Regions from separate parts of the Homo sapiens genome. Here region 1 is linked to region 2. The links are chromatin contacts, found by Hi-C or POLR2A ChIA-PET in ENCODE. All regions are on one chromosome and are shown on one strand. The core of a region is the stretch at or near the end of the contact, and the rest is flanking DNA. Distances in the headings are between cores, read along the strand shown.

Region 1 (5,242 bases), core at 2,418-4,917, 1.6 Mb after region 2:
TTGGTCACAAAGGAGGAAGCCACCTTCTAAAACTGAGGAAAAAGAAACAAAAAAAGGCAGAAGAAAGAAAATGAGGAGAAAGCCTTGTATGCTATTTTCCCTGTGAAAATGTGAGCCAAATCTCCTGGTGCAGAGAGTGGACTAGAGGCAGCTCAGGAGCCACAGGCATCTGGCAGATTGGGAGCTACTGGCAAAAAGGGAACAGTGGACACTCAGGATGGGGCGTGCCTCACCAAGATGCATGAAGCTACACCCTTCACTTTTCTCTCTTCTTATTTGAGAGAGCACTTCTAGCCAAGGTGGTGTCTGGGTGTCTTGTGGATTTTAGGTTTTCAGCTCTGACTCAGTGTGAAGTGTATCACTCACTGAATCACCAGCAGTACTTGCTGTCACTTCCCAACACTTCACTTTCCCATGCAGGTAGGGACAGGCAGGCCCTGAGAAGGATGGGGTCATGTTTTACATGTGTCATACCCAGCTCTTTCTTAAAGGACACGGAAAAGCATTTTAATTGCAGAAACTTATTGGTGAATTTCATCCCCATGCCTTCAAATGTGTAGGAGACCCACAGGGTTTAAAAAAGCAGATAGGCGGCCAGGCACGGTGGCTCACGCCTGTAATCTCAGCACTTTGGGAGGCCAAGGCAGGCGGATCACGAGGTCAGGAGAGAGAGACCATCCTGGCTAATACATGAAACCCCGTCTCTACTAAAAATACAAAAAAAAATTAGCCAGGCATGGTGGTGGGTGCCTGTAGTCCCAGCTACTCGGGAGGCTGAGGCAGGAGAATGGCGTGAATCCAGGAGGCGGAGCTTGCAGTGAGCCAAGATCGCGCCACTGCACTCCAGCCTGGGCAACAGAGCGAGACTCCACCTCAAAAAAAAAAAAAAAAAAAAAAAAAAAAAAAAAAGAAAACCAGCCGGAGTAACATGGTGCAACTCTATCTCTACTAAAAAATACAAAATTTAGCCAGGTGTGATAGTGTGCATCTGTGATCTCAGCTACCTGAGGTGGAAGGATGACTTGAGCCCAGGAGATTGAGGCTGCAGTGAGCCATGATTGTGCCACTGCACTCCAGCCTGGGTGAAAAAAAAAAAAAAAAAGCAGACAAAAAATATTGAACACATAGGCGAGGTGTGGCAGCTCATGCCTGTAACCCCAGCACTTTGAGAGGTTGAGGTGGGCAGATCACCTGAGGTTAGGAGTTCGAGACCAGCATGGCAAACACGGTGAGACCTTGTCTCTACTAAAAATACAAAATTAGCTGGGCATGGTGGTGGGCGCCCATAATTCCAGCTACTCAGGAGGCTGAGGCAGGAGAATCGCTTGAACCCGGGAGGCAGAGGTTGCAGTGAGCCAAGATTGCGCCATTGCACCGCAGCCTGGGCAAAAAGAGCGAAACTCTGTCTCAAAAAAATCCATAAATAACCTCTGACAGCAGGAGCTCATAATTTCTCAGGGGACAATCTTATGGCAGTTTCTCTCCTGGGCTGTAAAATATTTCTCTATTAGTCAAAGAATGATCTGCATGGAGCACAAAGGCCAATTTTATCCTAATGATGGATAACATAGATTTTTTCTTTAAATGCTGGAAACCATTTGAGGGTTTGATGATTAAAACTAGAGCACAGCACCTATTTAGTTTTATAAGGTTAACATAATATTAAAGCCTATAAAACACAACTTCTTATGTAGTCAAAGGATTAGTATTGCAAAATGAAAAGTTTTCTTATAGCGTCAAAAACATATGAACAATCAACTTTACTTATCCATAGAACCAGAGAACTGAAAAAACCTTCCATTTCAATATGAATTTATTAATTTATTATTACTACCAGTACAGGAATGTGTAAGGGTTCAGATCTCAACCTACTACTTTCAGGAAGGACAAAAACCATTTAAATGTCTTTTACTTGATATGCCTGAAAGAATAGCACCAGGATCTATTTTCATCTGCCTTATTTCAAGGTGTAATTGCTGTTGATATTTATAGACCGAAGCTTCTGTGTCTGTTCTAATAATTAGTAGAACTCCAATTCATATTTGCATTTTGAAGTTCTCACCCCCAACAAGTCCGAAGATAATTTTCCTAAAATACACAGATCCTCACTGGACTCTTTCAAGTCCTTCCAGAGATGATGCGAACCAGCGACTCAGAATTCAATGACTACAAAGCGCAGGGCCTACACCTGTAACACACTATGTATTTGGAAGGATTTTCAATGCACCTTTAGATGTGTATCAAATAAAAGTCTCTTACCCTATTGTTGGGTTGATGTTTGGATCAAAACTGTCTTCCACAAACCGCCACACAATACTCGATTTACCTACACCTGTATCCTGAAAGAGAACGAGATGAGGGACTGAGAAAAAGTTTACCTTTTGGCAGACACCAAAAACTACTTTGTGGCATAAGTTCAGGATTTTAGAAAAATCACCCTAGACGTGTAAATTTTATAAACGGAGGAACACAAAAGCGGTTGTCATAAAAATTCAGTAGAGTAATTAGGAAATTCCAACTGTACTAAAAGGGAGAGGTTTTTGCCGTTAAGACAGATTAGGACCTTTTGAGAGACCCAAAGTTTCTGCTTCGTGTAAAAAGTAACAAGTCCACTTGCTTTTTAACATATGTTAGTAAACTTTGAACTCCTGAGTTACCTCTGAGTAATCCCTGATGAATCCTAGCCCCACCCTATTTGGGGGAATAAAGATTAGTTATTGGAGTTCCTGCCGATCTTTAAGGCAGAAACTCTGGAATGACAGCATCAATTTCAGAAAGAAGGCTTTGAAATGGCCAACACCTTGTCTTTCCTGACAAGACAGGAAGCTGAAGCTTCAAACTAGTCTTTGGGGCTTCCTGATTTGAACACCCCTTTTCTCCACAGGAAGAGTTACTTGGCAAAGTAACTCTTTGGACAAGTGGCAGGGGTATCCCACAAGTTCAAAAACACCCAAGAGACAAAGTAGGCTAATGCTGCTTGTAAAACCTAAAGACCTGTTATTGGTTTTACTTTGGAAGACTTGGCCAACTCCCAACTAATACCTTGGTAAGTTGGGAGAAAACTATTTAAGAACCTCTCTTAACCCAGATGCAATAGAGAGGCAAGGGGGGGCTGTTTGCTCTTTGTGGGGCGGGAAGAGTCCACGGGCTCCAGGGAGGGGAAGGGGAAGGGTCCCTTCGGCCTCCAGGACCTTTTCGAGAGTGCAAGAGGTGGGCGGGACGGCTCCCGAGCTGGAGGGAGGGTCCACGGGGCTGGCAGACAGCGTCTTGGACGTGGGAGGGGGGAAGGGATGAGGGGACAGGGGGGATCCGGGGTCCCCGCCAGCCCAGCCTCCCGTGGCCCTCCCGGCCGGACCCGCCGCCACTCACCCCGAGCAGACACACTTTGAGCTCCCTCAGCGCCATGGCCCGGGAGCCAGGGGCGCGGGCCCGCCGCCGCCCTAAGTTGAGAAGGGAGAGGCCAGGCCCAGCAAGAGCATCCCCTGGCGCCGCTGCCGCCGCACGGCCCAGCCCCGGTCCGCGCAGAGGCGGCTGCCGCCCGTCCTCCGGCCGTAGGTCCGGCCTGTCCGCTGCCAGCCGCGTGGGGCCCGCCTTAGCAGCCGGGACGCCGCCGCGGCCTTCCGGGAGCCGCCGCCGCCGCCATCTTGGGACGCCGGCCGCGTCACCTGACCTCCCCGCCCACCTCGGCAGCCACCTTCGCTGAGAGGGCGGGGCCGGCCGGCCGGCGCGGATCGGGGGCGGGGCCCGAAGCCGACGGCCCCGCCCCTGTCTGCAGGGCCCCGCCCCTGTCTGCAGGGCCCCGCCCCTGTCTGCAGGGCCCCGCCCCTGTCTGCAGGGCCCCGCCCCTGTCTGCAGGGCCCCGCCCCTGTCTGCAGGGCCCCGCCCCTGTCTGCAGGGCCCCGCCCCTGTCTGCAGGGCCCCGCCCCTGCCGGTCCCGCCTCCATGCCCATCCCAAGATGGCGGGTGAGTGGGGCTGGGCTCGGGGGATGCCAGGGGTGCCCCTCTCTCTCTCGCCCCGTGACCACCCCGCGAGGCCGAGGGGCCCCTGCCCGACCCCGTCCCCTCTCGCCGCAGCCCCCTGGTAACTTCTTGTGTGTTTCTTGGTTTTCAGAGATCCCCCTGTACTTTGTGGACTTGCAGGATGACTTAGACGACTGTAAGTAAGAGTTGGGGCACCCCTGTCCCTCCCTGGGACCCTCTCAAAGAATTCAGAGTGCACGAAGCGCGGGGCGGGGGAACCTCAAGCCAGGCACTCCTTGTCGGGACCAGAACAGCGGGACCCCCAACTGCCTAGATCCACTGGTGGCGGTCCCTCCTCCCTGGGCGGGGCGGGCTGAGGGTGGGAGCCCTTCCCTTCCCTCGGGGGAAGGATTTTTGTTGTTGGGGAAACTTTGGACTCCCTGTCACTTCTTTTCTTCCTGCGCCTGCAGCTGCCGTGGGATGGGCGGAGGGGGTAGTCCCAAGTCCTAGTCGACCCTGGGCGGGCGGGGGGTCCGCCACCTGGGAGGTGGGTGACTTCCCTCTCAGGGCCTTGCCCTTTTCCTAGGGACTTTTTAGGACTGCTGGGGGGTTTGGGAGGTCCCCCTCTCGGTGTGGCCGGTCACGGAGTTGCACGGACTTCTCAAGTGTCCTGGCCACAAGCCCGGCTCCATCTCTTATCCCATGGAGCCCATTGGCCCCCGCATTTCTTGGGTGGGACCCTTGTCCCTTCTTGCCCTCTTTTTTGGAATCATGTTAAGGGCTGGTAGCTGGGGGAGGTGTCATCTTAGAAATCCAAGTTCGCATTTCTGGTGAAGGAAGGAAGCGTTTTCTCTCCTGTCAAGAAACTTACTGAGCAGCTATTTGCTCTGGGGGCCACGTGTTGGGCTCCGAACCTGCAAGGATGTGTTGAAAACAGCTCTACACGCAGGGAGCTCACAGGGTGTGGGGAGAGCCTACTTGTAAACAGAAAATTACCGAGCACCGGAGTGCTTGCTGGTGAAGAAGCCCTATATAAATCATCCAAATAGCTAACATTAATTGGGGGCGTACTGTACGCCAGTCATATACAGTACTTCCTCTCATCTTTCATTCCACATCTTCAGGTTTCCTAATAGTAAGAGTTGGTGTTTACTGAAAACTTACCATGGACCAGACAGCGTTAAACTCTTTTTTTTTTTTTTTTTTTTTTGAGACGTAGTCTTGCTCTGTAGCCCAGGCTGGAGTACAGTGGCACGATCTCGGCTCACTGCAAGCTCCACCT
Region 2 (5,931 bases), core at 1,528-4,027:
TGAATCTCACATCAGAGTTGAAAATATCCTCTTTTCAATTTATTTACCAAGAACGTGGCATTTAAGATTAATAATACTTCTCTGTAATATAAGTCAGATAGAATGAATAGAAATGGGTGGTAAACATGCTTTCTGGAAACTTCAGAGGTTCATTTGCCCAGTGGTTTCAAACAACCTAAGCAACTATTTGAATACGTGCTACATTTTAATTAATAAATATGCAGGACATTAAATCATTGCCAATAGTACAACGTGTGCTCAATAAATGTTGAATAAATGAAGAAATGAAGGAATCTCCATTATTCAGAATTCATAACACTGTTAAAACATTTTGTTCCTGCCTGTCAGTATGCATCCATAAAAATTAATTATTGTCACTATCCTTTTATATAAAAGGAAACTAACATAGAAAAGTGATTAAAGGACTTACTCAAAATTATAATTCTGCTAACAACTGCCAGAATTATGACCGTTGGAATCCTTATCCACTATTATGCTTAAACCACTTTTCTATTCATTTCTGCTAGAAAAAAATTATAAATGTATATTTCTTATCTATAGACATACTTTTTTCCCCACTCCACATATTCAATCTGGACAACAGAGATAATGAGTCTTTTGCAAGATAAAGCAATTATACTAAAACTATTTACCTGCTTTTCTGATGAGATTCATTCACCCTATTCCTCTTCTTGAAAAAATCACGTGGCTGATCATCATCTCGGGTTTGATGGACTGTCTAAAAACAGGGATGCAGTAATAAACACTGTGAACATGTACACAAGAAACAAGCAAGCAAACAAACAAAAATCCCAGAATAAATCTAAGTCAGATTTTTCTTCTAAGTTTACATTACCTTTCCTGTAGTGCTCAAAATATTCTTGCTCAATCTGCTGGAAGATGATGACAGCTGGGGAGGTGACTTCTTTATTCCTCTTATATTTGGAAAGGTCTCCTCACCACCGGAACTAGAAGCAACAGAATACTGTCAGTAACTATTGATTGCAAATGGTCCTACCACCAGTATCGGGTTGGTTTTTCACTTGTTTTTTAATACTTGTATAATATTGAAATATTAAGGCTGTGATCATATAGTGGTTTGCACTCTAGGTTATGAAATACTGGGGAAGGGAGACATTGTCTTATGCTTACAGCTTTGTCTTTTCTGCTTATTACAGTAGATATTAGAGACAGGATCACAGGATCACACTACTATAAATACTGTGAATGGATTCCATCTCTCTCTCTCTCTCCCTGTTCACACACAGGTATAATCTTCCTTGGAAATAATATGTTGAAGAAATCTGGAAGGCTAAATAAGGTCAGGTCTTATTACAGCGTTCAATCATTGCATTGCCCAATCATTCATTCATGCAACAAATAATTACAGGAGTACCCAGAAAAATGGCAATGATTATGCACGTCCCTGTTCAGAAGGAGCTTAAACTCTAGGAGGAACGTTCCCATTCAATTTTTCGGCCTTCTCTATCACATCAATCCATTATAAGACTTTCCATATATTCATACATATTACATATTATATATCATCTCTTTATGAAGCATTGTTGACCTATACCACATATTGCTGTTATTCCCCTCTCATTTTGAGTGGCCTATTAAAAGTGCACTGAATGGAAATTGGATACTTCTCTTTCCCGTATCACCTGTCTCTGTAAAATAAAAGAGATGATTATAGAAGATTTTTATTTTCTTCCTGAAACTTTCCTGTATTTTTCCCACATTAATCATGTAAGCCTTTTTAGTTAGCTTACATCCAATGATAAATAAAATCATTCTCTCACATTTCATGAATTATACCACAATCAACAGCCTTGACTCATTTTAGATGCAACGAATGTTCTTGAATCAACCCCCTTTCATTAGTCTGGTTTTCTTTCTGCTTTGTCCCTCTGGACAATAAAAAGGAACCTTCTTAATGGAATGGCTGGCCCCAAACTGCTCTCTGGAAAGTGCACTTGCATCTTTTCTACTTCATTTCACCTGGTATGCTTTACACCAAAGGCTGTGGGGTTTTGTGCTCAAAGCTACCGGGTGAGAGACACGAATGCCTGCAGGGTTCTAAATAGGCAGAAAACAAGCTCCAGGCCTTGCTGGTGTTTCTGGCTTGCTTGGAAACAAAGCTAAAAGTCGGAGATTCTGGCTACAAATATGCTCCCCAAGCGCCAGAGGCTGATTAAGGGCAGCTGCAGAAGTCATCAGCGGGTAATAACTCTTGTTCCCCTGTCTTCCTCTCTGGCGCGGAGTCCAGGAAGACAACAGCAGCACCTCCCCTCCCCACCCTCAAGGGAATCTGCTGGCCATTCGGTGCGGCAAAGCATTCTGGGTGATGTGGACATGACGCTGCTCCTCTACGCAGTGAGGCTCCCTCGGTCTGACCAAGGGTCCAGGTTGCAGTGAACCTGTCCAAAGTGTGGGCTGGCCTCGATGTTTAAAATTAGCCTGAGACCAGCTCCTGGCAAGGCCGGTTTTTGCACCACCGCTCCCCCCATCCACAACCCAGAAATCTAAGGACACGCAGCATGCATTTTCCTTGTCCTCCGTTTGTGCAGACAAAGTCTATGATCGATAGGCGCGCAATCCAGGCAGACGTAAACAGAAATTGATCAGACCTGTTTCGCGACTGCAGCGGACACGTGACGAGGCTGCCAGCCTTCCTTCCTCTCCGGCGCCCGCGCGGGGACGCCCGGCTGCGGCGCGCTGCGGCAGGGGAGCTGGAGGCGGAGGCGCGCAGCTCCGCTGAGCTCCCTGGCTGAGCTGAGGCCGGCGGGGGCCCGCCTGCAGGCGGCGTCACGAGGGGCGGGGCGGAGGCTCGCTAGGAAGTTGCACCCGGTCAAGTTGCAGCCTTGTAAGTAACGCCGCGGACCGGGAAAGTGGGAGGGGCCGCTCCCGGAACGCAGCCTTCTTGTAAGAACCTCCAAGGAAGCAAGAAGAAAAAAGAGGCGCTACCCTGCGCTCCCGGGAGGCCTCTGAAAGCTTCCACTAGAGAAAAACTCCCCACTCTTACAATTTCTTTAACCGCAAGAAGCGGAGGACCTGGACAAGGACTCGAGGAGCAAGGTGGCGAACCAAGGGTAGGGCGCACCGGGCCCGAGAGGTCCCCCGCAGGTTGCAGATACGGTGGACTCTCTGCGGCTTCTGAGCACGGAGGGAGCTGTCGCGGGGTCGGGAGGTCGTCTCTCATCCCTGCCTCATCTTCCGACGGCCGGCGGGGCCATGTCCAGAGGCCCGAGCTCCGCGGTCCTGCCTAGCGCCCTGGGATCCCGGAAGCTCGGCCCCCGGAGCCTCAGCTGCCTGTCGGACCTGGACGGCGGCGTGGCCCTGGAGCCGCGGGCCTGTAGGCCCCCTGGGAGCCCGGGCCGCGCGCCGCCGCCAACGCCAGCGCCGTCGGGCTGCGACCCCCGCCTGCGGCCCATCATCCTGCGGCGGGCGCGCTCACTGCCCAGCTCCCCCGAGCGCCGCCAGAAGGCCGCGGGCGCGCCGGGCGCTGCGTGTCGGCCGGGCTGCAGCCAGAAGCTCCGCGTGCGCTTCGCCGACGCCCTGGGCTTGGAGCTGGCACAGGTCAAGGTGTTCAACGCGGGAGACGACCCGTCCGTGCCGCTGCACGTGCTGTCGCGGCTCGCAATCAACTCGGACCTGTGCTGCAGCAGCCAGGACCTGGAGTTCACCCTGCATTGCCTGGTGCCCGATTTCCCGCCGCCCGTCGAGGCCGCCGACTTTGGCGAGCGCCTGCAGCGGCAGCTCGTGTGCCTGGAGCGTGTCACTTGCTCGGACCTTGGCATCAGCGGTACGGTGCGCGTGTGCAACGTGGCCTTCGAGAAGCAGGTGGCTGTGCGCTACACTTTCTCGGGCTGGCGCAGTACCCACGAGGCGGTGGCGCGGTGGCGCGGGCCCGCAGGCCCCGAGGGCACGGAGGACGTTTTCACCTTCGGCTTTCCAGTACCGCCCTTCCTGCTGGAGCTCGGCTCCCGCGTGCACTTCGCGGTGCGCTACCAAGTGGCGGGTGCCGAGTACTGGGACAACAACGACCACCGAGACTACAGCCTCACATGTCGCAACCACGCGCTGCACATGCCTCGCGGGGAGTGCGAAGAGAGCTGGATCCACTTCATCTGAGCCGCGCGGGGACCGGCCACCTGGAGCCTCCACACCTAAGCTGCGCCTCCTGTCATTTCCCTGCTGGGCTCTCACATCTATCTGGTTGTTCTTCACCACCCTCCAAGTCCTCTGACCTAATTTTCTGCTGCAAGGTCCCCTGGCAGTGGCCCATCCTGTCTTCTACTTGAAACGTCTGAGTCACTTGGTCTAAAAAGTAGCCTCAGGTGGCCAGAAGGCCGAGTTGTGTAATGAGTTGGGGCAGGGTGGTGGGGTAGGTGCATGGGAGGGTGGGCCCTCTGGGGAGGCCCAAGCAGCTTGTTTTGCAAAGGCCCAAGTCCTCCTGCTAGGAAAAGCTTTTGCATGTGTCCTGAATGTGTCTCTGTAAACATAGCTGTTATTTATTATTGTGATGTTGGGACCTTTAGCCCATAGCGGATGCCTCCTCAGGAATATTCTCGATTTAATAAGCTAAAAAAAAAAAGTTCTGTGTTTGTGCCCACAGTAAACAGAATGTACAGTGTGACCCACATCGTGGTCCCTCCAGGCATTCCTGCCCCAGGATAAGGAAAACCTGAGCCCACATCTGATTGCCAACGGCTGTAGCCTTCTAACAGTGGGAAACTATTAATAGGCAAGAAATTTCTGCTTTATCAGTCATCACACAACCATTCCTGGGCATTGAGACTGTCCTGGTTAGGCTGTGTGTCTCCTACATTAACAGCTGGGGAGGAGGGAAAAGCTTCAGACTTTTAAACTAGCAAAACAGTTATTTCTCTGCATTCACAATTCTGATTTCATGTATTTCTCTGTACATGTTTGATCATTATCAGGCCATTCTGTTTAAGTTTGAAACTAAGCATTTTAAGAAGTCTTGCCTCAGTTATTTCAGTTTTCAGGTGACTAGAGAATTTCAGGCAACAGTGCCCTTTGCAATTACCTTTTTGATGATTAAGGTGACTATTTTTATTTCTTGTTAAGCATCAGAAGATGTCAGCATTCATCTTTTGGGAGTCCAGTTACAAGGTGGAACTAGAAGGTGTTTTCAGCAATAGCCAGAGCACTGGAGGAAAAATAATTGACAAATATTTATACTTTTAAATTGTTTTGAACTGTATTTACATACATCATGTTTTATCAGGTACCCACCAACTTTATACTTTCTGCCTTCAGATAGAGTTTCTAACATTTTCTAGTTTGTCAGTTTTAAAATATAAAATTCTTTTATGTTTTTAAACCGTCAACCAAGAAGTCAAGACCACTGTCCCCTGCTGAGTTAGGCAATCACTTAAAACTCCAAAGAACTCCAGGCTGAGGAGTTCTTTTGGTGCTGAACAGTGGTCTGACAACAGGTGCTAGAATTAAGGTGTGGGAAAAAAAAAAAAACAGCCAGGAAGGACAAGATCTCCAATTTGTGAAGCTTATGATACAGCTGAAACCAGTCTGATCAATTTTATGCTACCTGTCACCAAGAAATTAACTCTAAATTTTTGAATGCTTGTTGGCATCTGTCAAATCAATACTGAAAGGATGCATTTCGGCTTTTAACCAGTTTGGTTCTGATCATTGCAACCTCTGTGCTTTTATAATTCAAAGAACAAGGATAGCTTTCTTCGGTATCTTTTAATATAAGAACACTGAATTTTGGCTTGAAATATTGTGACTAAATTGCACAATCTCTGGCTATTAGCACTGTTCACTACATTAACATGCAAGAGAGAGAGAAGCCTTGTTACATTTCCTGCTATTTAACAAACTGTCCAATTAGGTCAGCAAGCCTGTTAGGGCCTTCACTGCTACGCCCCTGGCCCCAAAACA

The links. Hi-C counts contacts between places; a loop is a spot of excess contacts on that map. ChIA-PET counts read pairs that join two places held with the same protein, here RNA polymerase II (POLR2A). Pooled maps may share reads with other maps.
Region 1: a loop to region 2 is called in a map of ascending aorta, with 10 times the contacts of the local background. The contact joins the promoter of RAB22A here to the promoter of FAM217B in region 2. A Hi-C loop is called at or near these places in 3 of 168 maps with a recorded cell type or tissue (ascending aorta, chondrocyte and naive thymus-derived CD4-positive, alpha-beta T cell), 2 of 37 single-sample maps with no recorded cell type and 12 of 50 pooled maps. POLR2A ChIA-PET finds 5 or more read pairs at or near these places in 1 of 52 experiments (activated T-cell).

The regions. Positions count from the first base shown.
Region 1 is chr20:58,308,140-58,313,381 of GRCh38, reverse strand. It overlaps RAB22A (RAB22A, member RAS oncogene family), which reads right to left and starts at 3,667. Exons shown (of 7, transcript NM_020673.3): 1 at 3,370-3,667; 2 at 2,260-2,339. The coding sequence starts at 3,405. It also overlaps the pseudogene PPP4R1L. RefSeq lists silencers at 3,269-3,598, 3,639-4,198.
Region 2 is chr20:59,937,235-59,943,165 of GRCh38, reverse strand. FAM217B (family with sequence similarity 217 member B) reads right to left here and starts at 2,777. Exons shown (of 4, transcript NM_022106.3): 1 at 2,631-2,777; 2 at 857-968; 3 at 654-739. It overlaps PPP1R3D (protein phosphatase 1 regulatory subunit 3D), which reads left to right and starts at 2,861. Exons shown (of 1, transcript NM_006242.4): 1 at 2,861-5,931. The coding sequence starts at 3,235. The coding sequence ends at 4,134. RefSeq lists silencers at 2,540-2,919, 3,270-3,399 and an enhancer at 2,678-2,972.